Linked DNA regions of Homo sapiens: region 2 is linked to region 1. A link is a loop called in an ENCODE intact Hi-C map of the cell type or tissue named here. Cell type or tissue: endothelial cell of umbilical vein. All regions are shown on one strand. Links, peaks and the distances in the headings refer to the core of each region. The heading gives the core; the rest is flanking DNA.

The links. Hi-C counts contacts between places; a loop is a spot of excess contacts. Peaks named below come from ENCODE experiments on the same cell type or tissue, not always from the same donor. Only the 100,000 strongest peaks of a DNase experiment are listed, where the experiment ranks them.
Region 2: a loop joins it to region 1, with 2.3 times the contacts of the local background. A loop is called at or near these places in 9 of 110 quality-filtered maps.

Annotation. Positions count from the first base shown.
Region 1 is chr7:90,238,649-90,250,731 of GRCh38, reverse strand. CFAP69 (cilia and flagella associated protein 69) reads right to left here and starts at 5,558. Exons shown (of 23, transcript NM_001039706.3): 1 at 5,188-5,558. The coding sequence starts at 5,307. LOC107986819 (a long non-coding RNA gene) reads left to right here and starts at 5,601. Exons shown (of 2, transcript XR_007060423.1): 1 at 5,601-5,655; 2 at 6,653-12,083. It also overlaps a transcript of STEAP2 not described here. RefSeq lists an enhancer at 4,181-4,693. In endothelial cell of umbilical vein, for the core only: a CTCF peak has its summit at 5,612; a DNase peak (open chromatin) is centred at 5,581; H3K4me3 peaks cover 1,318 bases; H3K27ac peaks cover 223 bases.
Region 2 is chr7:90,172,460-90,184,542 of GRCh38, reverse strand. All of the region lies in intron 2 of STEAP2-AS1 (STEAP2 antisense RNA 1), which reads left to right. Among named protein-coding and RNA genes, the nearest start is that of STEAP1, 24 kb to the right of the region's middle. RefSeq lists enhancers at 3,810-4,311, 5,530-5,579, 5,590-5,649, 11,123-11,212. In endothelial cell of umbilical vein, for the core only: no CTCF peak of the experiment used is centred there; DNase peaks (open chromatin) are centred at 3,712, 4,232 and 5,462; H3K27ac peaks cover 3,215 bases.

The DNA of each region.
Region 1 (12,083 bases), core at 1,779-9,778:
ATGAGATCACACAAGCAGAGAATAGAAACAAAACAGAACATACATATGTAAATACCAAAATACTATCATCTTAAGATGTTTATGGAGAAATTGTAAAAGCATTCACAAAACCTTTTAAGATCAAAAGTTTAATAAATTGCTTTGAAGACAATCAGACTTACTTCATTCAAATTATAGGATGAACTTATTTCCCACTTTACCCAGGGACATTTCAGAGGGAGAAACCTGCTCATTTGATACTCAGTTACAGGGAAAGAGACTAACACTTATAGTGGTCCTTTCATGTGTCTGGCATTTTTGATCTCAATTAGTCTTCAAATCTACCAAGTAAAGGTAGCACTATTATCCCTCTTAATGAAACTGAGGCCCTGGGACCTAACTTGTTAAAGCCACGTAGCTATTAATAATAAATGGGCCAGCAGGTCTGTCTAATGTAGAAACTCTGGTTCTTTGTTCCTTAGTTCTCTGCCTGACTCCTCAATGGACAACCAAGGAGTCTCTCTCTCTCTCTCTCTCTCTCTCTCTCTCTCTCTCTCTCTCTCTCCTCTCTTTAAAGAGTGGGGGTCTCCCTATGTTGCCCAGGCTAGCTTTGAATTCCTAGGCTCAAGCGATCCTCCTGCTTCAGCCTCTCAAGTAGCTGGCACTATAGACACATGCAGCCAACTACAGAGGTTATTTCTTGCAAAAACCCTATAAACAAGGCTAGACAATTTTAAGCACACAGTTCATGGAAGTATTACTGACAGTGACAGGATATGATATCAACTAAAAGATTGTGGAAGTTCTCATGGGTTCTCAGAGGGAGAGCAAATTTGAGCAAGGAAGTTCAGGCATGATACCTACGCCAGTCAACTAATCATTATATTAATTGTTATTCAAAGTGGGAAATGAGGTCCTCCAACTAGCAGCACAAGCATCACCTGGAAACCTGTTAGAAAAGCGGAGTGCTGGGGTTCATCTAAGACCTACAGAATCAGAATCCACATTTTAATAAGATCCCCATGTGCTCCATATGCACATTAAAATTTGAGAAGCACTGCTCTAAAGGGGGTTGGGATACTTTAGAATGAGGGGAACAAAACTAAATAGAAAATAGATAAATTAGATATCTTGTGATTTCAACATATGATTAAGGTGAATTTCACTGCCAATCCCATCACTCTCCAGGGGATAAAGCACCCTTTAAACTACATTACCTCTACCTTCCTGTAGGAAGCCAGAGCCACATAAACACTGGGATTAATACTAGAAAAACAATCTGAGAACTATCTTCCTATTTGGTAGGTTTTGATACCCAGTGTATTAGTCTGTTTTCACACTGCTATGAAGACACACCCAAGACTGGGTAATTTATAAAGGAAAGAGGTTTAATTGACTCACAGTTCCACCTGGCTAGAGAGGCCTCAAGAAAAACAGTCATGGCGGAAGGCAAAGGGGAAGCAAAGACCTCCTTCACAGGTGGCAGGAAAGACAGAGAGAGAGAGAGCAAAGAGGAAGAACCTCTTATAAAACCATCAGATCTCGTGAGAACTCACTATCATGAGAACAGCATGGGGGAAATCACCCCCATGATCCAATCACCTCCCACCAGGTCCCTCCCTCAACACCTGGGGATTACAATTCGAGATGAGATTTGGGTGGGGACACAAAGCCAAACCATATAACCCTGTAAATATCATCTGAATTTATTTAATAATTTAATAAAGCTGTTATGACTAGAGTCATTAATAATAGCAGAAAGTTACCATTTATGGGGCACTTGGAATGTATGTGCTGGGCACTGTGCTAAATGCCTTACAAATACTTTAATTCTCACAATAATTCGATGAGGTAGGCATTTCTAAAAATATCTTTTACAGATGAGGAAACAGACACAGAAAGGGCAAGCAACATGTCCTAAGTTCCTCACAATTAGAAAATGGCCACCAAAATTCTGGTACTATTTTATTGTTTCGAAACTGGAAAAGTATGATAATCACTTTAAAAAAGAAGACGCTGGAATCACTACAGTAGGGATTATCAAAATTTTTATAGAGAGAAAATTTGAAGATATAATGTTTACATAGAATATGTCTATGAGAAGTTCACAACATGGAATGAAAATAACAATTCAAAATCCCAGATTCCTAAACTATTGTTTTCCCTATTTACTAATAACTTTACTCATAATCTATATTTACATTTTCCATAATTCTATCAGAGAACATTTCAAAGTTATTAAAGTTAGAAAAATCTAATACTCTGTGAATATCATTTGTAGTAGCTTAGATAGAATTTATAGGCGCTATTGCCTTTTACAAAGTTATTTTTGTGAAAGATGCAGGAAAAAAATACCACTTAATGCAGAAGTAAAGCATACACACAGAAAAATCAGCAAAATAACCCGTACATTTTACCTGCTGCCTTAGGCAGCAATATTCAAGCCTATTTCTTTAATTACTAAAAACTAAGGTTAGGGTAACTGAAAGGTTCAATTTAGGTCTGTAATAAAGAAAATGATATAAAACAGCTATCAAAAGCCCAGGTAGCCAAAGTAGCATTTCTATATTAGGAAATCCAGCTGCAACTTAGAAACATCTCTGAAGGGATAAAGTGAGCAGACCGAAATCTGCATTAAAGCAAGTAAGATTTCAGGGGCATCCAGTCTCACTCTCACATCCTGGAAGCCAGTGGGAACAATCAGAATTCTAGAGAATCCCTTAGCTTTAAGGCCCAAATAACTTTATGAGCTCTAGTTCCCTGGATAAAGGATGATGACAATGACAATGATGATGTTGATAACTGCTTGTTTTCAATTATATATATAGGTCTCTCTATAAGTTCTCTATATTATTGTATAAGTTTGCTTATATATTATTTCTTTTTGTTTTGTTTTGTTTTGTTTTTTTGAGACGGAGGCTCACTCTGTCGCCAGGCTGGAGTGCAGTGGCACAATCTTGGCTCACTTCAACCTCTGCCTCCCATGTTCAAGTGATTCTCCTGCCTCAGCCTCCCAAGTAGCTGGACTACAGGCGTGCATCACCATGCCCACCTAATTTTTGTATTTTTAGTAGAGACGGGGTTTCACCATGTTGGCCAGGATGGTCTTGATCTCCTGAACTCGTGATCTGCCCTCCCCAGCCTCTCAAAGTGCTGGGATTACAGGTGTGAACCACCACACCCGGCCTATATATATTATTTAATTTAATCTTTACAATGGACATGAGTACTGTCATTATCTCCATTTGATAGAAAGGTTAAGATACTGGTCTTTGGTCACATAGCTGGTAAGTGATGAAGCTGACAATGAACTGAAGTAGTTGTGATACTCTCACCTTTAGCCACTAGGATATACTGTCTCAGAAGCACACACAGGCAGAAGAGAAGTTTGCAAATGTGCAGTGGTTTGAAAGAACTGGAAACAGTTCCCAGGATCTTTCCTAAACTGGCCTAAGGCAGAGGCCTAAAAGGTTATCATTTTTTCGTTCCAGGGTCTCTAGACCCCCATTCTATGAGTAAAGAAACTGAGTAACTCAGTTAACTTCTCATGAACTTAGGGTTCTCATTTGTAAAAACAACCACAGGCAAAAAACAAGAAGGCTGAGGATCACTAAGATTTCTCCCAGCTATAAAAAGTTCCTATTCTATTTCTTTGGGGAGAAACTACCTTTTTCCTCAGTACTTCGAAAATGTTACTACTCTTAGAATTAGTAATTAACAAGTCAGAAACATGAATTAATGCAAATTGATTGCTTTCTTCTTGGAAGAGAATCCTAGGCCCTGGAAAGAGCAGTAGTAATGAAAGAAAAGAAAGAAAATTAAAATGGGGAGAAAATGCACACACATATACACAGGTATACTTGTTTCATTTGGTATGTTTTGGACTATTTTGGCAATGGCTTTTAAAAAGTATTTTTCCCTAAAAAAAAAAAAAAATCCACGCTTGCTTGCCTTGTATAACGTTGCCCAATTTTTCTTGGAGCAAGTAAAGGAAGACTGAGAGCCATCAGTTATCAAATTCACATACTTTTCAGTTTTGCCCCTTGCCTGGGAGTATGGCTGTATTGTTGATCTTTCTTGCAGCCCAGGGAGTGGAGAGCTATTGTTCCTCAAAATTCTCCCCGCCCAGAGGGGAATAGGTCCACAAAATCGATTAGGCAAATTCCCCTAACACCTATTTCTCCTCATGCAAAATGCTGTTGCTCCGCAGGTTACTGCGTAAATGTCAGACCTCAGAGAGCTCAACTCTATTCCCCAGTCAACTGACCACTCCCAAGGAACTCTCCAAGGCTCCAGGATGTGAACGCAAGAGACAGGGTTCCTGACGCAGCCTGAGATTTGAGAAGCCTCAACAGGAATTCCCACAGTGGCCCCACACCATTAGTGTGAGGCAGGACAGGGTTCCTCCAGGAATTCGCGGCTTTTAAGGCACGATCAGGGCTCTCTGGGGGATCAATGGAATCCTAGTAGGAAACAAACAACTTGGGGTTTCTAAACACCTCCGCCTCGAATAGAGATCCAAGGGCCTCAAATGGAATTTCTCAACAGATCAACTTCCAAGAGTGAATTTTGTATTCATAACAAAAGCAAACCCAAAACCAAATACAGTACAAGCATAATAAAACAAATCAACTCTATTCTCTCCCGGTTCTCTCCGACCCAACGTGTAACAACCAGCTTCCAATTTCATATTTTAAAAATGCTTAATTTCTAATTTAACAGCGTTTTCCTCCCCTCTGGGTGCAGGCTTTAGTCGCAGCAAATTTAAGCATGGGAAAATTTACATCTATATCAAGAACATCACTCGGTAACAGGGATCTACGTATTAAAAAGTTCAGTTCAAACTGATCAGGTCATCAAATCAAGATTTTGCTAAGAATGATTCCTTTCCTCCCTGTAGCTCTATGACCACTTTTCGAAGAAGCGCGGCAAAACCCCGCCTACTCAGTTTGCTAGGACCCTCCAGGAGGACCACACAGCGCTGGTCCCCAGACAGGATGGTTGACAACAGCCAGCCCCTCGCAACCGGTGCAGTTCGCAGGGGGTGGGGGATCAGGATTAGCTCTGCGCTTGGAATCTCCATCCCGCGGCTTCCCCCATCTTCACTCCTGTCCCCAGTTCCACCCTTGCCACCCCCAGGTCTGGACCCCGTCTCGAGACTTCACTCCCACCCCCTCCACCTCTGAAAGCACAGACACCTGCTCATACCTGCGCCTCATCGTCCTCCGTCACCACCCCAACCACCGGGATTTGACTGGAACTGCTAGACTTGTTCCTGATGCCGGATTCCTGGGCCTCGGCGGTCGCCCCGGCTTCCTCTGTCCACATGGCCGGTGGCGGCGGGGTGGAGAGTGGGGGGATCTTCCTGTCCTACAGTGCGCCCGCAGCCGCTGGGCCCAAAGAGGCCCCGCCACCGAGAAGGGAAGGCAGCCTGAGAGTCGCTAGAGTCGCGAAAGGTCCCAAAATTCCGCCAGGGGCCTAGGCCACCGCCATACAGTCCGCTTAGCGCCGCTGCCGCCCCCCAGTTGACCCAGACCTCTGATCCCGGGCCGGTTGTTAACACAAGCCAGCGCGTTGCTAGGGGGCGGGGCCAGAGGCTACGGAAAGCCGGAGAGCCAAACCACCCCAAAGCCTAATTGCACTCCGCGCCCGGCAGGGCGAGTTTGCAGGCTTGCGGTAAGGAGCCTGCAGGATGCACCTCGGTAGGTAGCGGGGAGTGGTGCCTTAGGCTCCCGGTGTGTTTCGGTCTTCATAGTCTTGCTTCAAACAGGCATGAGTGGGTGGAGGGGTGAGGGATGTCTATGGGATACGTTAGGCGTGATACGATGGACGGATAGTGTTGAAAGCGTTTCTCTCACCCCAGGGAAGTGACCAGTCTCGCTTACATTCCCCAGCTTTTATCTGTACTTTAGTGGCCCAACTGGACAGTTAAATAAACAAACATAAAAGGTATTGTACAGAATGTTAAAAGGCTTTTGAGTCAGTTTATTGAATCTAGAGCGAGTTATCCCTTGAAGTCTCACTTTTCTCATCTGTAAAATAGGACTGTTGTGAGGATTGAATGAGATGACAGTGTTTGTTAAGTGGTGCTTGGCACAGCATCCCGTATGGTCAAGATTATCATTATCTTTATTACTGTTTGAGAACTAAAAATTAAATCCTAAGCCCCACAACCGACTGAACGGACCCCCTTTTGGCCAAGAGGACCCCCGATAAACCTTAAAAGCTGAATTCCTCGCCCTGACGGGACGGAAGGACGGACACGCCTCGCTATACCCCCCTACCTCCTCCCTTTTCACGTCCCCCTCACCCCTGGTTTTTTGAGACAGGGTCTCACTGTGTCCCCCAGGCTGGAGTGCAGTGGCAGGATCGTAGCTCTGCAACCTCCAACCTCTGGCTCAAACGATCCTCCCGCTTCAGCCTCGGGAATAGCTGGGAGTACAGGTGCACATGCCACCAAGCTCGGCTCCCCCTCCCTTTGAGGGCTTAGACTCAACAACTGACCAGCATTAATGTTAAAATGGAGATCAGAAGGCTAACAGAATGGACTCTGTGGCAATAACAAATTATAAGCAAGACCTAAGGCCATGCCAGGCAAGAGTTAAGTCACTCACACCTACACTTAAAGAATAACCTTTGTTTTAACTGCTGCAATGTTTTTATTTTTCTCTAGCTGTTAAATAAGAACTGCCCTCGACATAAGCAATATTGAAATAATTGCAGCTCATCCATGGCCAGATGTTGACTAACAAGACCCTCCTGTTCCACAAGTCATAACTGCAGGTTTGATTGGACAAGGGACCGATTCAGTAACTTTCCCCTGATAAAAGACCACCCACTATGGACTGGTTCTGGCAGGTTTACAGAGACTGAGCACTAGTACATTCATGTCTCTGCTTCTCCTTTTGATGTATAGGGACTGTAATGCATTTAAATGTTAAGTTTCCACTCCACAGTGAGCATGGGATGCATGTCACATGCATGTTTATTCAGCACCCCTCTTAGTGAAGATTCACAGCTCTTCTTACAATCTGTTGAATATGTCTGTTTAGCCAACTCATTCAGCATAAAGCTTCTGCTCCAACCCCACCTCCTTCAAAGTGCCTGTTGACTGTCTCTGTGGGAGCCTGGGCTTCCCAGCCTGCAGAATGGCCAGCCTGCAGGTTGTAACTCATTATAAGAAACAAAGTCTCCTTTCTAAATTTATAGATCTTATGATTTTTCAGTTGACATGTTGTTGCCTATCCATTGTAGACTGAATAATAATACAAGAAGGGTCAAGACTATAATGGAAAGCTTCTCATGATGATCATCAGTATAATTTAATAACTCAAACACCATAACTGAAAATTTAAAAAACTCTAACTCTTTTAATCTGTTTTTTAAACTTTCAAAAATTATTCAAGATTTAAACGTGCATTTTTGTATCTTCCATAGAATTTATGAATTTAAAATTACATATAAATTCAATGAAAATAAATATTACTTCACTTCTCAGAGCTTCTCTCCTCATTTCTAGAATGAGGTTGATAAGTGATTTTGAAGGTTCCTTCTGCCTCAGACGTTGAATATTTCTGGCCCTAAAAGAAAAATGGTAACACTAGATTAGGACTGGCAGCATTTGATTGTAAATCCTAGCCGAAGAGACCAAGTTTTGTTGAGAGTAGTGAGCATTTCTAGCACCTGTTTCCACACTTCTAGTCATTCTTCCGCTTTTCTCATCCTCAGCCCTCTGAAACTGTGAGATCACCAACACTTGGGGTCAAAGTCTATTAACATTTTTCAGTTCTCATCCTGTTATACTAGTCTGTAGTATTTTACACTGTTGACCCCTCTCCTCTTTTTACAACCCCCTTGCCTAGGCTTCCACATTCTTTTTGTTTTTCTTTCATCTCTACAGCTACTCATTGGTATCTTTATGGGCCCAGCATGCTTCTGCTGCACCACTCTGCTGCCTAGCTACTGATAGATATCTTTAGAACCATTCTTAGGCCTTATTACATCTAGAGGGCAGTTTAGTAGGTCTAAGGTTGCTTCCACCTAGGGAAAGTGCAAAGCATGTTAAGTGTTTTATTCATATGACTTAAATTGCTGTTACACAGTCCAAGTAAACCACATCGAAAGGAGACTGAAACTACTTGGATGAATACAATGGAATCCTGTGGAATGGCACCCCAAACCAAGATGGTGGCAGAGAGCTGACAATTGGATTATTTGCATATCCTTTGTGTGGTCATCCTAGCATCTCAGGATCAGGAAAGATGAAGAGGAGGGAGGGGAAAGGAAAAATTTCCACTTAAAGTAGAGCTTGCCTAGGAGACATCAACTGACTCTTGTATTTTAACAGCACAGGCTGAAGCTGATAAGGGTCTTTAAGCCTCAGTAACCTTAGACAGGCACCTTCCTCACTGGACCTAACTGAAGAGACTTTCCTGACTAGTGAACAATGGGATATTTATTTTATTTAACCAATGGTGTAGAGACCTATATATTCATTCTGCCCCATATCCAGAGTGCCAGTTTCCAATGCTTAATTAGCATAAGCCCCATAAGCTCCCCACTTCTAACATTTAAAAACCCCTGACTTTCCCTCCTCAGTGAAATTCTTCATGGAGTAAGTTCTCTTGCTTGGCAAGTTAATAGACTCAGCTTTGTAATTTTTTTTTTCTAGCTCTAACGGTATTTGTTTTACTCATGGACAGGTGAGAAGGACAAGGGTAGAGGAGTCTTCAAACACCCCACAGCCAGCCATCTTGGGTGAATTACTGCAGTTTTCGAAAGGTGCCAGCAGGTTTCCTCCCGCATAACATTTGCATTATGTTGTACATGCCACCGTCTTCAGATGGCTAATCCCTATGAAATTCAGTTAACATGACATTTTCTAGGAAACCTTTACATCCTTTGCTGTGTTGGGTGCAACCTTGTCTGTCATTCCGTTTTTGTACTCATCACATACTTAATGGTATCAACTGGTTCAGCAATTGGACCCCTTCCTACTGTACTGAGATTCTTGAGAGTCACTTTGATATGCACCCCAGACCCTCAGCATACTGTCTAGAGCAGTAGTTTTCAAAACCTAATGTGTATCAGAATCGTCTGGAGAAATAGTTAAAACAGAATCTCAAGCCCTACCTGCAGAGTCTCTGCTTCAGTAAGTCTGGGTGAGGCCCAAGGATATGTGCTTTTAACCAGTTCCCAAACAATGTTGATGCTATTGGTCTGGAGAACATACTTTGGGACTTCCTGGTCCATATCATACTAGTCACTCAAAAAATGTTCATTAAAAGATTTCAAGGATTATAAATTACTTTTTATTTTGATTTGAAGCCAAATTAAAGCATTTTGTAAGTTATCCAAAGTAAGGTAAATACTCCAGGTCCTTGCTACTCAAAATGGGGTCCTTGGGCTACTTGCACTGGCATTACTAGGGACTCTGTTAGGAATGGAGACTCTCTTGCCGCCTGGTGGACCTACTGACTCAGAATCTCCATTCTGAGATTCTGATCTCTCAAGATCCTCAGCCTCACATCAAAATTTGAGAAGCACTGCTCATGTGTGTGAGTGTGTGTGTGTGTGTGTGTATGTTTATGTGTGTTGTCATTATTATTGCTTTGGAGTAGTTTTAACAGCATCCATAAAACTGGTTTTCACTAATTATTCCATTCGTGGATTTTCCAAGTCCTTTGTTCCCAAATAATAGTGGGTTTACTTTTCTTCTTGGTAAGTGCACAAAGATTAAGCTTCATAAAAGCTTTAACTTTATATTTGGTATGTTGACTTAATTTTAATCATTATTTAGTGATTCTTCTGTTATGACACAAAAACACAGAAGGGTGAAAGGGTGAAATGACTACTGAAGGAGTAAATTATTTCAGCAAAAAGATAAATAGCAGAGAAACATGGGAAATGAGTTATACCTACAGAATAGAAATGCTTGAATGTGGTAACAATTCTACAGAATTTAATATCTCTGTTAAGTTACAAATTGCAATTTCTTAGTAGCACCTGTAGACTTAAAGATTAACTAGTAGTTTTAATAATATATTGACTTACAAGTTTTACTTTTAAAAGTAACAAAGAAAGCTAAAAATGTTTTAAAATAAATATATTGCAAATTGTGGTTCTATTTTCCTTCTGACTTTTTCTTGTTTGTACTCTGCCTAATTAGCAATGTTTAGTAAAATTATAATTATTTCTAATCATATGAATAATTATATATTCTTGAATTAAGAATATGTCTAATAAGTATTTGAGACTATATATGAATTTTATAGTCTCTAATGCCAGATGTTCTAAATGTGCAAGCAAATGTTATTCCTTTCTGAATTAGAGTAATTTATTTTAAATAAAGAATGTTTATAGCACATATGAAATCTAGTCATAGTTTTTAGTAGGTTAGCTTTAGGGAAATTCTGTAAGAGAAGAAATGCATACAAAACCAGAATTTATTATACTTAATTTTTTTTTTTTTTGAGACAGGGTCTCACTCTGTCACCCAGGCTGGGGTGCAGTGGCGTGATCTCTGCTCACTGCAGCCCTGACCTCCCTGGGCTCAGGTGATCCTCCCACCTCCCACCTTAGCCTCACGAGCAGCTGGAACTACAAGTGTGTGCCACCGTGTCTGGCTAATTTTTGTTGTTTTTTGTAGAGATGGGGTTTCACCATATTGCCCAGGTTGGTCTTGAACTCCTGGGTTCAAACGATCTGCCCACTTTGGCCTCCCAAAGTGCTAGGATCACAGGCGTGAGCCACCGCTCCCAGCCTATACTTCACTGTTTTAAAAAACTTTTTCAGGTTGACAGCACAGAAACAAAGCCTAAAAACAAAACAAAAGTAATTACCTCTTTCCAACAGAATCATTAATGTACATTTGGGAAGAATAAGCACGTGGAACAGAAAACGAAAGTAAAAGAATAGTCACCCCTGAAGACAACCATTCTAATGAAAAGTATACTAACAATAACCCAAACTGCAAGTGATTTTTAAGTAGGAAGCTGCAGGAACTACTCGTGTTTAGTGGAAAAGTAAACAAATTGAAAGTAAAAAAAATTAAAAGAAGAATTTATAAAGCGCTTTTACCCAAAGCTTCAGTTCCATGACATGGGAATAATTATATGAAAAAAAAATGTTCCCGAGATTTTAGAACAACTATTTATTGTGTTTAAATGGTGGGTAGTTATAGTGCAATAACCCCAGGATAGAACTGTCTTTGTTGTGGAGCAAGATTAATCAGACAGGTTTGTTCCAATGACATTAATTATTTGAGTTCTATATCTAAATTGACTTGTTTTGATTCTATGAACCTTGTATTAGTTTTTGAAGACTGCTGTAACAAATACCACAGACTGGGTGGCTTTAACAACAGAAATTTATTTTGTTACAGTTCTGGAGGCTAGAAGTTGAAGACTAAGGTGTTGGCAGGATTGGTTTCATCTCGAGGCATCTCTCCTTGGCATGCCGTCTTCTCCCTTTTACTTCACGTGGTCTTCCCTCTGTGCATGCCTGATTCCTAATCTCCTCTTCTTATGAGGACACCAGTCATACTGGATTAGGGCCCAACTGTATGACCTCACTTTACCTCTTTAAAGATCCTATCTCCAAATACATTCTGAGGTAGTGTGGGAGTTAGGATTTCAATGTATCAATTTTGAGGAAACACAGTTCAGCCCATAACAGATCCCAGTATCTTTTGAATTATAACTTCAATTCTTATAAACAGCAGATTCAAGAATAAAGTATGTTTAATCAAGGCACAAATGGTATTCTCGCCTACAGGACACTGATATTTCACACAGTAGTGCTGAGTTACTATTTTGATTTAACAGTGTATGACTGTACATTTGATCAATGTGAATCTGCCCCTGAGGGGTTTTTCTACTCTCAGGGGTCTCAACAAATCTGGATTTTGAGTCTGCAGGGTCCCGTGCCTGACTTTCTCAAAGTCATCATTTGTCTCTTGTTTCACTTCCCATTAGAAGAATCCACTACCAAAAGTACTGTACTAGTCTAGGTTCCCCAAGCCTGCCATAAACAAACAACACCAACACTCACCTGCTGCCACTCTATGGGGAGTACTATCTCTGAGAAACAGAAGTGAGGAAAAA
Region 2 (12,083 bases), core at 1,769-9,768, 66 kb after region 1:
TATTATTCTCTTGGAACATGCATACTACTTTGTATTGCCATCCTTTCTAGGGTAACTTCTGGATGATTTTGTATATGCACAACACCTAGGAGTGTTTATCCACAATACTTGGAAGTGTCTTACATATTTGGTAAGGTTGTAATGATGGGTGGGCTCATTTCACTTAGACTACATGCCAATAGTCTACCTGAGAGTGTTCCCGTCCTTTCATGAATAAAGTAGTGTGTATTTCCTTTTGGCAGAGGCATCCTTGCCAGCAAGATACTAGGAGTACACATTTCTACCAGGAAAGCAAAATACAGACTGGAAGCCAAAACTCAAGGAATTCTGGCCAAAGATGTAAAGAGCCAAATTCTCTCAGAAATGGTTTCCCAGAAGTAATTTGTGCTGACTATGCTTCAGTTCAAACAAACTCTTTTAAGAGCAAAATAGCAGTACGTGATATATCTAACCATTGTAGATAGCTAGCTTGAAGTAGGAGTATATATATATATATATATATATATATATATATATATATATATATATATATATTACTGTTGGCTAAAATAATCTAGATTATTGCTTCAGCAATCCCGTTCATTTTGAAAAGTAGCAACTCATTTTCTGCAGCTATGTAGTAGTAAGTGCACATCGTTTTAGAATTGTAGTGTCTTTCTAATTACTGAACAGCTCTTGTCTGGTGTGGACTTTGGTTGAAGCTAGTGTGTTGAAGGTTTCTTTTTAAAACTGAGTGCCATAGTATAGTGACACTAATATCTATATTCATATTTATAATTATCCAGATATATAATAAATGTTTATTAAATGCAAGCTACGTCTCTCACAGAATGAAAAGAAATATAAGCCATTGTCCTTGCCTTTAAGAAGTTTGCAATATGGATAGCTAGATAATATGTGTTACTTATTGAAATATGAATTCATAATAGAATAAAACATTTATCATTATTTAAGAATGATACAACAAAAATACCATGAGAGCGAAAGGGAGAGAAAGGAGTTCCTTCAGGCTGGGATGACTATAAAAATCTATATGGAAGTAAACTCTGACTTGCACTTGAAGAATGGGTAGACTTTGAACAGGAAAGAAGAGAGAAAAGTATTCTTGGTGAATGAAGAATGTGAACAATGTGAACAAGGCCATGGAGTCAAAGTCATTTTAGGAAGAAAGTGAGTAAATTGACTTTTTTAGGGAGGTATAAAATTGTAGATTAGACCAGAAGAATCTGGGTTGAGATTATAGAAAAGTGTGAATGCCAGGTAAGCACTAAGGACTTACCTTTTAAGTGTGAGGACCCATTTAGGGAAGATTTTGAGAAAAGAAAACATATGATCCAAGTTGAGTTTTACTGAAGTTAATTTGTCAGCTATGTACTGTTTGAAAAGGAAGATAGAGACAGTAATATGAGGATGTTTAGAAGACCAAGAAAGCAGTTGAAATGTGAGGTAGAATAGAGGATATATGTAGTATTTCCGTTCAGCATCCCCTCTTTTCTGATTCAGTGATTCAGGTGGAGATGACACCATTTGCCCTCAAAAGCCATAGGTAGGCCGGGTGCGGTGGCTCACGTCTGTAATCCCAGCACTTTGGGAAGCCAAGGCGGGCAGATCACAAGTCAGGAGATCGAGACCATCCTGGCTAACATGGTGAAACCCTGTCTCTACTAAAAATACAAAAAAATTAGCCGGTGTGGTGGCAGGCACCAGTAGTCCCAGCTACTTGGGAGTCTGAGGCAGGAGAATGGTGTTAACATGGGAGGCAGAGCTTGCAGTGAGCCGAGACCACGCCACTGCACTCAAGACTGGGGGACAGAGCGAGACTCCATCTCAAAAAAAAAAAAAAAAAAAGCCATAGGTAGAGCACATGACCCAAGTCTGGTTAACTAAGGGAGTCCATTTCTCTGGTCATAATTATTGGTTCAGAGATGGGCACATGATCTAAACTAAGACAGAGTTATCTCTAGAACTTTTCCTTCTAGACCTATGGAGAAAGATGTCCTCTTCCCAGTGATCTTATCAGTGGTCATCTATTCTGTTACCTTGTGTGGTGGCCAGCCTCCATGATATTCCTCAATGGTTCCTCCTAGTATTCATGCCCTTGCATAATCTTCCTCCATATTATATCAGAGTTTGTCTGTGTGATGAATAAATGTACAGCAGAAGTGATGGTATGCTGTAAACGAAACTGGGTAGGAATGGATGCTACGGAGTCCAAATTGGAATTAGCAACACTTGATAACTGGATTTTTAAATGCAAGGGAACACAAAGTTTTTGAGTTCGATAAAATGGCTATGTCATTAACAGATGTGACAAAGTCTGGAAGGGGAATTTTTTGCTTTGTTGTTGCGAAAGATGGGTAGGGGAGATGAATTTATTTTCGGGTTGAGACCCTTGATAACAATATTAAGAACAATGGCTGGTATTTACAAAAATGAATAAACTACCCCATAAAATAGTGAGTTATCTGTCCTCTGTCACTGTATATATTCAGGATGTTGGAAATTGGACGTCTTTTAGTAATACAACATATAAAGTCATTTCCAGTTAAGAGATTTGGTTACTCTGTTTCTACTAGTTGTCTCTCTCTCTCTCTCTCTCTCTCTCTCTCACACACACACACACACACACACACGAAGAAATTCTAAAAGTAAATGGAGACAATAGCCACAATCTTCCCTACCATAGACCTCTTAATAGTTTTCTCCCTGTTTCTCATTTGTTGTTTCATGTGAATTCTAATCTCTACTGGAGCATGCCCAAGGTATTAAGCCATTTTTGCCTTGCTGTAAAGTAACACATGAGACTGAGTAATTTATAAAAAAAGAGGATTAAGTGGCTCATGGTTCTTCAGGTTTTACAGGAAGCATGGTGCTGGCATTTGCTCAGCTTCTAGAGATCTGCTCCCATGTTCCAAACACCTCCCACAAGGTCCTACTTCCAACATTGGAGATTATATTTCAGCATGAGATTTGGGCAGGGACAAATATCCAAACTATATTCCCAGCATGGTGGGCAGGCTGGAACTAGGATTGGAGGCTTATGGTCACACTCAACTTTCAACTTTGCAAATTATTTCAGTTTCATTCTTACTCGATTCTATGCTGGGTAAAATTGGCCATCTCACAAAATGCTCAGAAAAACAAAAGGTGCTCTGGCAATGACAAACCCATGTGTCCTCCTTCCACTAGAAATGATTTTATGCCCTATAAATATCTTTCTCTATATTATCCAATATCCTTTAATTCCCTTTTTCCTCAATTTTCTTTCCTTTTTAAAAATTTATAATCTATTTCTTATTTCTGAAAAAAAACTTTTTCTTTAACATAATCGTGAAGCAAACAAGATACATCATTTGAAAAAACAAAACAGAAATGTAGAACAAGGAAGTTAGGCTAGATAAACACTAAGATTTCCTTTAGCTCATAAACTTAAATAATAAATCTTAGGCATTTTGTATTCAGCATCAATGAACTCCTTGAATAATAATGGAAAATATTTTTAATGATAAAATTATACAAACTATGTTTTTTGATGCTTTTTCATCCAATTGTAAAATTCTAAGAACATTTAAAAGGTATTTATGGGCTTGAAAAAACTGACATTCTTCTCTATTAAGTATCTTATTCATAAGAGGCCAAATCTTGATATTCAATAGAGTTTGTGCAACACAGCAAACAAGGAAGTGGAACAATGCAAAGAAAACAAATTCATCACTCCCCTGCCTCCCTTGCCCCACACCTTGGAGTCACTGAATACTTTTTCTTTGAAGTCTAGAAAAATCTCTTCTTGCATGATTTGATTGGTGCCTTCCCTAGATATTTTGCATTTACTTTCCCTGCATTCAGTTGAATATTTTCATGAAAAATAGAGCCTTGTTCAAAAACATTTGTTTTTGCAACTGTGAAAGATCTAGCAAAAGCACTGGTAATTTTAGTGATTTTCTAAAATCACACAGCAGAGTTTTTGTCATTGGAAATACACTACTGGAAATACAAAGTTTTCTTAAGTCATGTAGGAACATCAAAAGGACCAAGCTGATGCAATATTCACATAACAATTGTTTGATGAAAGCAAGGGAATTTCCAGTCAACCATTTCTAACCACACTTCACCTGGCTAACATTAGGGCTATTTGACTTTTTAATTCTATTTGCATTAAGAAAGGCAAGCCAAGAGAGAATCAAGAGTCAATTTGTTTCATAACTTTCCTTGCATGATGCTGTTCTTTTTCTCTGTTTCTCACTCTAGCTTCCCTCTTGTTGACAGTTCATCTCACATAGGCTGTTTATAATGGAGAAGAAATTATCTTTCAGGATAAAGGCAGAATGCCAAAGTGGGTGGCAAACTTTTGGCAGTATTCTGGGTTTTCTTAAACACAATGCACATTCTTTTTCCTTTATCCCCTTAGAAGCGAAAAATGAAACTCACCAACTTTTATGGAACAAATTTAGTTCAGCCTTCAGCTGACCTAGTGTTCTTTTTTTCTGTAGTTACCTCATGTAGAAGATTCTTGAGCATTCTTGTGTAAGATTATTAAAAAATATATTTTGCTCCTTTTTTTTTGGTATGACTTTGCAGTATACCAGTGTAACTTAACAATAAAATTCCTCTTTTCATGTCACAAGTTTGGTTGCCCTAGTTTAAAATTATATGTTGAATTATGAAAATCAAGCATTTATTTACCAAGGAGAAAAGAGAATTCTACTTTGGAATTGTTTATATAGGCTTAGTGTAATTTCCCACTCATATTTTTTTCCTAACAAGTGGTCTGGAAAGCCATTCCTCCTCTACTAGTGATATTATACAAATGTAAAGAAAATCTGAAATCATTTTTATTTTCACTGACTTCTCATGAATGAATCCCAATTTCTGTATTATTTGCTGAAAAGAATGAAAAGATTGATTTTGTCAAAATGCACTACTGTGAGGAAAGAAACGTGGTTTGCGATTGAATAATAGAGTAAAATACTGGCCTATATTAAAATAGTTGGCCTTAAAGAAAATTCGGAGAGACTAGATTTGGATTGTACATATAAAAACAATATGTTATTTCTCTAGCCTATGTAATATAGATTTAGAAAACTAGTTAAGTATAGAAAGCTTAGGCAATAATGGGCTATTTTGTAGTTGCATTTCAAGTTTTTGAAACAATTTTCATTAAGTTTCACATTAGATTTGCTTTTTGTTAAGTTAAAAAATAAATCTCTAAAAGGAAGAAATGGTGGCTGTTCACTCAAAAGCATATCTCACTATCTTGACTAGTCCATGGGATTTTAATAGTTATTCTGGAAATACTTTTGAAGAGGAACTATCAATGAAGTTTTGCTTAATTGTTAGGGCTGGGTATCTAAAAACTGAAGTGAAACCCAGAGATGGGTCAGGAAGTCGTAGTGGTGACTAACAGAGGTGACTAATGGAGGTGTCAGATTGTTCATGGCCTTCTGTGCCACCAGAAAGAATTTTGCCATAAAGTATTTATGAGCAGTCATTGAACAATGCCTGGATGTGGGTTTTTAAGTGTCTCTTTTCCTAGCACTGTTACATACTCTATTCTTTTGGTAACCCGAAGCAGTCGCAGAACTTACTGAGCTGGTGAGCTCATTAGGCCAGGACTGAAGATTCTGCCAGGCGTGGGGAGATTTGCTTTGTTTTGCACCTTTGGACTCTTCTCCAAGCCTTCCAATGACACAGATGTACATACTTTATCACAAACAGGAGAAAACACGAGAGTATAGAAGGATTGGTGCTGAGCTGTCAGCATGACATGGTGGCACCAGTACTGGCTACAAAGTCAGGAGGCCTGCCTCCCAGCCCTTGTTCTGCCACCCACAAGCTCATGACTCTGGAAAAGTCTCCGTATGCTGGCTTCATTGTCAGTTATCAGGGAGACTTCATAGGGGTTTATAATTTGAAATGATGCTAGTTAGCATTTACAGATATTATATTGGATTACAGATATTAGATTATAGATTATATTACAGATATTGGATTATAGATGTGTAGACATTAGAATGTCTTCGTATAAATGCTGCTTCTTATGAGAGACGGATGCTAGCTGGATTTTAGAGAAGCAGTTGGGTGATGATACATTGGCACCAGCCCATTTATAGCTGGGACCAGAATTATAATTGCCTCTTTCCCTTCAGAACATGAAGCTTTGTGAGAAAAATGATAATTTTAGTACACTTAGCTCACTATTGATGACATCCCTTCTAGCAATACCATCTACTGCCCAGCTTTTTCTAGAGCCAAATCTTAGCAATGTGCATAATCACCTACTTTGTCTCCTCAATTATTTGGAATCAGATTCTTCTTTCCAAAGAAAAAAGTCTGTTTCTTCCTTATGGAAGTTTTTGGGATTTTTCTCTTTATCCTTGGTGGCCTGAAGTTCCATCAAGCTTGCAAAGGCGTGCATTCCTCCCCTCCCTCCTCAGCCCCTTCATCTTACAGAGGTTTTGCTCTGAAGTCTAGTGTCTTTCTCTAGCTCCAAGAAATTTCCCTCCATTATTTATTTGTTTTCTTATTTTATTGCTTCTATTGCATCCTTCTGAAACTTACACAATGGGTATTTGAGATCATTTGGGTCTCTTTTCATGCCCCTTAACTCTTCTTTAAAGTTTTCCATTTTATGAATTTTTTCTTTTGAACTGTGTTCTGGGAGAATCCCTCAGTTTAGACGTTTAGTTCTGTAAATTAATCTTCAGCTATATCTATTTTGGAAATTAGTTTCCCTATTAATATGTAAAGTTTTCTCCTTTTTGGATCCTGGGTGTAAATAGTTAATCACACCATCTTAATTCATAGCACAGTTTTATAATTTGCCCATGTGTCTTGTTTCATTCATTCATTCATTTTTAATTTGTATAAATTTAGGGAATACAAGTTCGTTTTCTTAAATGGTTATATTACATAAAGGTAAAGTTTGGGCTTTTAGTGTAACCACTACCCAAATAACGTACATTGTACCTACTGAGTAATTTCTCATCCTTTACTCCCCTCCTACCCCTCTGAATCTTTTGAGGCCTTAGTCATGAATTCTTTGTCTAGGCCAATGTCCAGAAGAGTTTTTCCTAGGTGTTCTTCTAGGATTTTTTTAGTTTTGGGTCTTAAATTTAAGTCTTTAATCTATCTTGGGTTAATTTTTGTATATGGTGAGAGATAGGGGACCAGTTTCATTCTTCTACATTTGTCAACTTGGTTAAAGATGAGTTGGCTGGAGGTACATGGCTTTACTTCTGAGTTCTCTATTTTGTTCTGTTTATCTATGTGTCCATTTTTATGCCAGTACCATGATATTTTGATTACTATATTTTTGTAGCATAATTTTTTTCTATTTCTTTTTTGTTCTTTTTTTGACTGACAGTTTACCCTGATAGAAAGCCTTGTAATATAATTTTAAGTCGGGTAATGTTGATGGCAGCAGCCGCCTGCCTGGAGTGGTGGCTGCGAAGACACCAGCTGCAGGTGGGGAGGCGCTGCCTTGGCTTTGAGCTTCATGGAGCTGGTGAGAGCTGGGAACAGGCAGAAGCCTCATGCCCTTCCGAATTGGCAGTGCAGAAGCCTCAAGCTTCCCAGGTACAGCTGCAGCCACCCAAGCCACAGCTGTGGACCTGGGCATACCTGTGTTCTTGGGGGCCCAGGAAGCCCCTCTGCCCCCTCAGGCTTGGAGGTGTCTGCTCCCACAGCCTGGCTTCTCCCCACTCCTGGTGCCTGCTCTGATCTTGAAGCAAAATTGAGGCTGAGCCTGGGTGCTGTCACAATCTGGGTGGGTGCACATGCTTGGAGCAGTGCTGACACACCAGACCCCTGCTGCCTTGGCGCCCTTCAGACTTTGGGTATCAACAAGCACGGGAGAGGGTGAGGGGGGTTGCTGAAGGCAGCTCGGCACTGGCCTGCAGTTGCCTCTTGGCACAAACAGCCTGAGTGCTATGGATGACAGCAGGAGGCAGGGCAGAAAGAGGCAGGTCCCTAGTGAAGCCCCACCTTTGAGCCATGGATGGCCTGAATCCAGAGGCCTGGCTGAAGAGCCAGGATGGGAACTTATGGTGCTTTCTCTGGGCTCCCCATGGCCACCCATGAACCAACCACCACCCCTTCCTCCCCTCTGAAGCCCATAAAACCCCTGGGCTCAGCCAGATCAAGGAGATGATCAGATGACTGCCTGTGGAGAAGAGCTACCCACTCCAGGGTCTCCTCTGTCACTCAATAAAGCTCCTCTTCACCTTGCTCACCTCCACTTGTTTGCGTACATCATTCTTCCTGGATGCAAGACAAGAACTCAGGACTTGCCAAATGGGAGGGCTAAAAGAGCTGTAACAAAAACAGGGATGAAATATGCCCCTTGCTCACCACGTTGCAGGCAACAAGAAAGAAAGAAGAGAGAAGGAGAGACAGCTGTGGCCCTTTGGGGATCCCAGACCTAGGAGCTCCCCAAACCAGGGCTGTGCCACCCTCTCTGAGGCTCTGCAGATTCCTGGCATCTCCAAGCTTCTGGGTGCTACCGCATTCCCTGGTGCCAGCTGTGGAAGCTGCTTCAGGTATGCCTGGTCCAGATGCAGCCTCATAGGGAGCTGGCACCCATGCTGGCACCTGGAGCTGCCAACCTTACCACAGCCGGTGTGCCTGGCTGTGCCCAGTGGCTGAACCCCACTCTCACTCACATACCCCTTGCTACTCTGTGCCTGGCTCGTCCTTGGTAGGCATGAGATTTGGGCCAGTGGTGTGAGCCAAGCACAGCCTGCCAGGCCAGGTGGGTGGAATGAGCCCAGTGGGCCTGAGTAAAAACCTGGGGAAATGTGCCACCAGCCACAGAGGTTTTCCGGCTGGCAAAGCAACACCCCAAGGATCTCATGACAGTGTGATGCCTCTAGCTTTGTTCTTTTGGCTTAGGATTGCTCATTTGTTTATTTTACTTATTTATTTATTTTTGAGATGGAGTTTCACTCTTTTTGCCCAGGCTGGAGTGCAATGGCACGATCTTGGCTCACCGCAACCTCTGCCTCCCGAGTTCAAGCGATTCTCCTGCCTCAGCCTCCTGAGTAGCTGGGATTACAGGCATGCACCACCATGCCCAGCTAATTTTGTATTTTTAGTAGAGATGGGGTTTCTCCATGTTGGTCAGGCTGGTCTCGAACTTCCTACTTTGGGTGATCTGCCTGCCTTGGCCTCTCAAAGTGCTGGGACTACAGGCGTGAGCCACCATGCCCAGCTTATTTGTTTATTTTTAAAACTTTCATCCTTGACGCGTGTTCCCATTCTCCCCACCATTGTTTCTATTTAAGATATTTCATATATGTTCTTAAATATGCATGTCTTTTTGTATGCCAAAAGGTATTTTGTTGTTTTCCATGAGTGTTTTTCTTTTTTTAACTTAATAAACAGTGTTTTACTATGCAGAATAGTTTTTTATAGTTTAAAAAATATTTTGTAACTAAACTGGGTGTGGTGATGCTGGTCTGTAGTCCCAGCTGCTTGGGAGCCAGAGGCAGGAGGATCACTAGAGCCCAGGAGTTAGAGTCTAGCCTGAGCAACATAGTGAGATCTCATCCCTAAGAAAAAAAAAATAGTAATAATAGTCTTAATTCCAAGAATCCCAATTGTTTCTGTTTTTTTCATAGCTGTCATATTTTTGCTAATTAAAGTAATATATTCTCGAATACCTCCAAATAAATTATACTTAAAAAGTCTTATTCTGTTGCTGCCATTAATTTTCTTCAAGTTTTAGTTATTCAGTTATTTGAATCAGATGATCCTTTCTAATGATGTTAATTTTCCCCAAGTATTTGGTGATAATTTGATTGTCTGTTAATTCGGGTTCCACTTTTGGTGATAAAGAGGGAGCAGTAGAATGTGTGGCCCGGAGGTCTACTGTATTAGTTTCCTAGGGTTGCCCTAACAAACCACAAACTAAGTGGCTTAATAGAAATTTATTTTTTCACAGTACTGGAGGCTAAAAGTCCAAAATCTAAGTACTGTCAGGCCATGCAACCTCCAAAGCCTCTAGGAGATTATTTTCTTCTTCGAGCTTCTCTGCCTCTGTCTTTTTATTATTATTATTAAGAGACAGGGTGTTGCTCTGTCACCCAGGCTGCAGTGCACTATAGCTCACTGCAGCCTCAAACTCCTGGGCTCAAGTGATCCTCCTGCCTCAGCTTCCCAAGTAGCTAGGACTACAAGTACATGCCATTATGCCTGGCTAATTTTTTATTTTTTTTGTAGATACAGGGATTTGCTATGTTGCTCAGTCTGGTCTTGAGCTCCTGGCCTCAAGCAATTCTCTTACCTAGGCCTCCCAAATTGTTGAGATTACTGATGTGAATCATCATGCCTGGCCCTCTGTCTCTCCTTTCACATGATTGTCTTCTCTCTGTGTCTGTGTGTCTTCATGTCTTCATATGGCATTCTCCTCTCTGTGTCTCTCTCTTCTTCTTCTTCTTTTTTTTTTGAGATGGAGTCTTGCTCTGTCACCCAGGATGGAGTGCAGTGGCACGATCTCGGCTCACTGCAACCTCCACCTCCCGGGTTCAAGCAATTCTCCTGTCTCAGCCTCCTGAGTAGCTGGGACTATAGGTGCCTGCCACCACACCTAGCTAATTTTTGTGTTTTTAGTAGGGACGGGGTTTCACCATATTGGTCAGGCTGGTCCCAAACTCCTGACCTCAAGTGATCTGCCCGCCTCGGAATCCCAAAGTGCTGGGATTACAGGCGTGAGCCACTGTGCCCGGCCATCTCTCTCTTCTTACAAGGGCACAAGTCATATTGGATTGAGAGACCACCATACTCCATTGTAACCTCATTTTGACTAATTACATCTGCAATAACCTATTTCCAAATAAGGTCACATTCTGAGGTACCAGGGATTAGGACTTTAACATATCTTTTTGGGGGGGCATAATTTAATCCATAACTATGGGGAAGTAGTTTGTTTACTGGGTAAACATGGGCTTCCTGTCCTTACCTTGTACTTTTTCCTGAAGCTATTCTGGGAGTCTCCTATTTCAGTACTCTTACTTTAGAGACCTGTACATGACACTTTTTCTTGGTGGCAAATGCTCTAGTCAGACTTCCCTTTTCTTCCTGTGCCTCTGCTGTCACTGTGGCAGTCTTGCTGTACTCTGCTTCTCAGACTCCAATACTGAAGCCATGAGCCTTTCCCAAAGCCTTTTAGCTTTGTTTATAAATGAGATCTGTAGCCAGCTGTGCAAGTCTTTGGGTAGAAGGGTCACTGGCCAGATCTTCTGATGGTAGTCCTTTAATGATTCACCCAATGTTTTCTCGGTGGTTGATTTAGCTTGCTTACTTGGAAAATAATACTCATCTGCGGTTTTCTTAGAAACTATTGCTGCTTTTTGCAATAGCCTCTATTTGAATCTTGTGGTGCAGTCTCTATACTTGTTTCTTTTAATCTGATCTCACTGTTGTCTCCTCTCTCCGAGATGTTTTTTATGTCCTGGAAATTCCTCAAATAATCTGGTCCACTGATGCTACCCTTTTCTGTTTTTCAGTATGCTATGGTGCCTTCTTTAGCCATAGCTTTTCTTTAATTTCAGTGGGATTTCGGTGAAAAAGAAGATGAATCGTATGTGTTTACTTTGCCGTAATTACATAGCATAAGGCGTTGATCTAAACTAGAGGTAATCAAAATTGTTTTATAACGGGCTGGATAGTAAATATTATAGGCTTTGTGGGCTATAATGTCTGTGTTGCAAGTACTCAGTACTGCTGTTGTAGTGCAAAAGCAGCCATAGATAACACGTAAATGAATGCAAGTGGCTGTGTTCCAATAAAATTTTATTATAAAATAGGTAGTAGGCTAGGTTTGGCCTATCCCTGAAACCAGTGGTTCTCAAACTTACCATGCATCCAGAATCTTTGGAAGGTCTTGATAAAAAATAGATCACTCTGCTTATCTCCAGTTTCTAACTTAGTAGGTCTGGGCTGGGGGGTCCCAGGATTTGCATTTCTAGTAAGCTCCTAGATGATGGTGGTACTCCTGGTCTGTGGAGCGTACTTTGAGAATCACTTATCTAAGTCATTTTTGTTTTCTAAATACTACTATCTCAACCATTTATTGATAACACAAC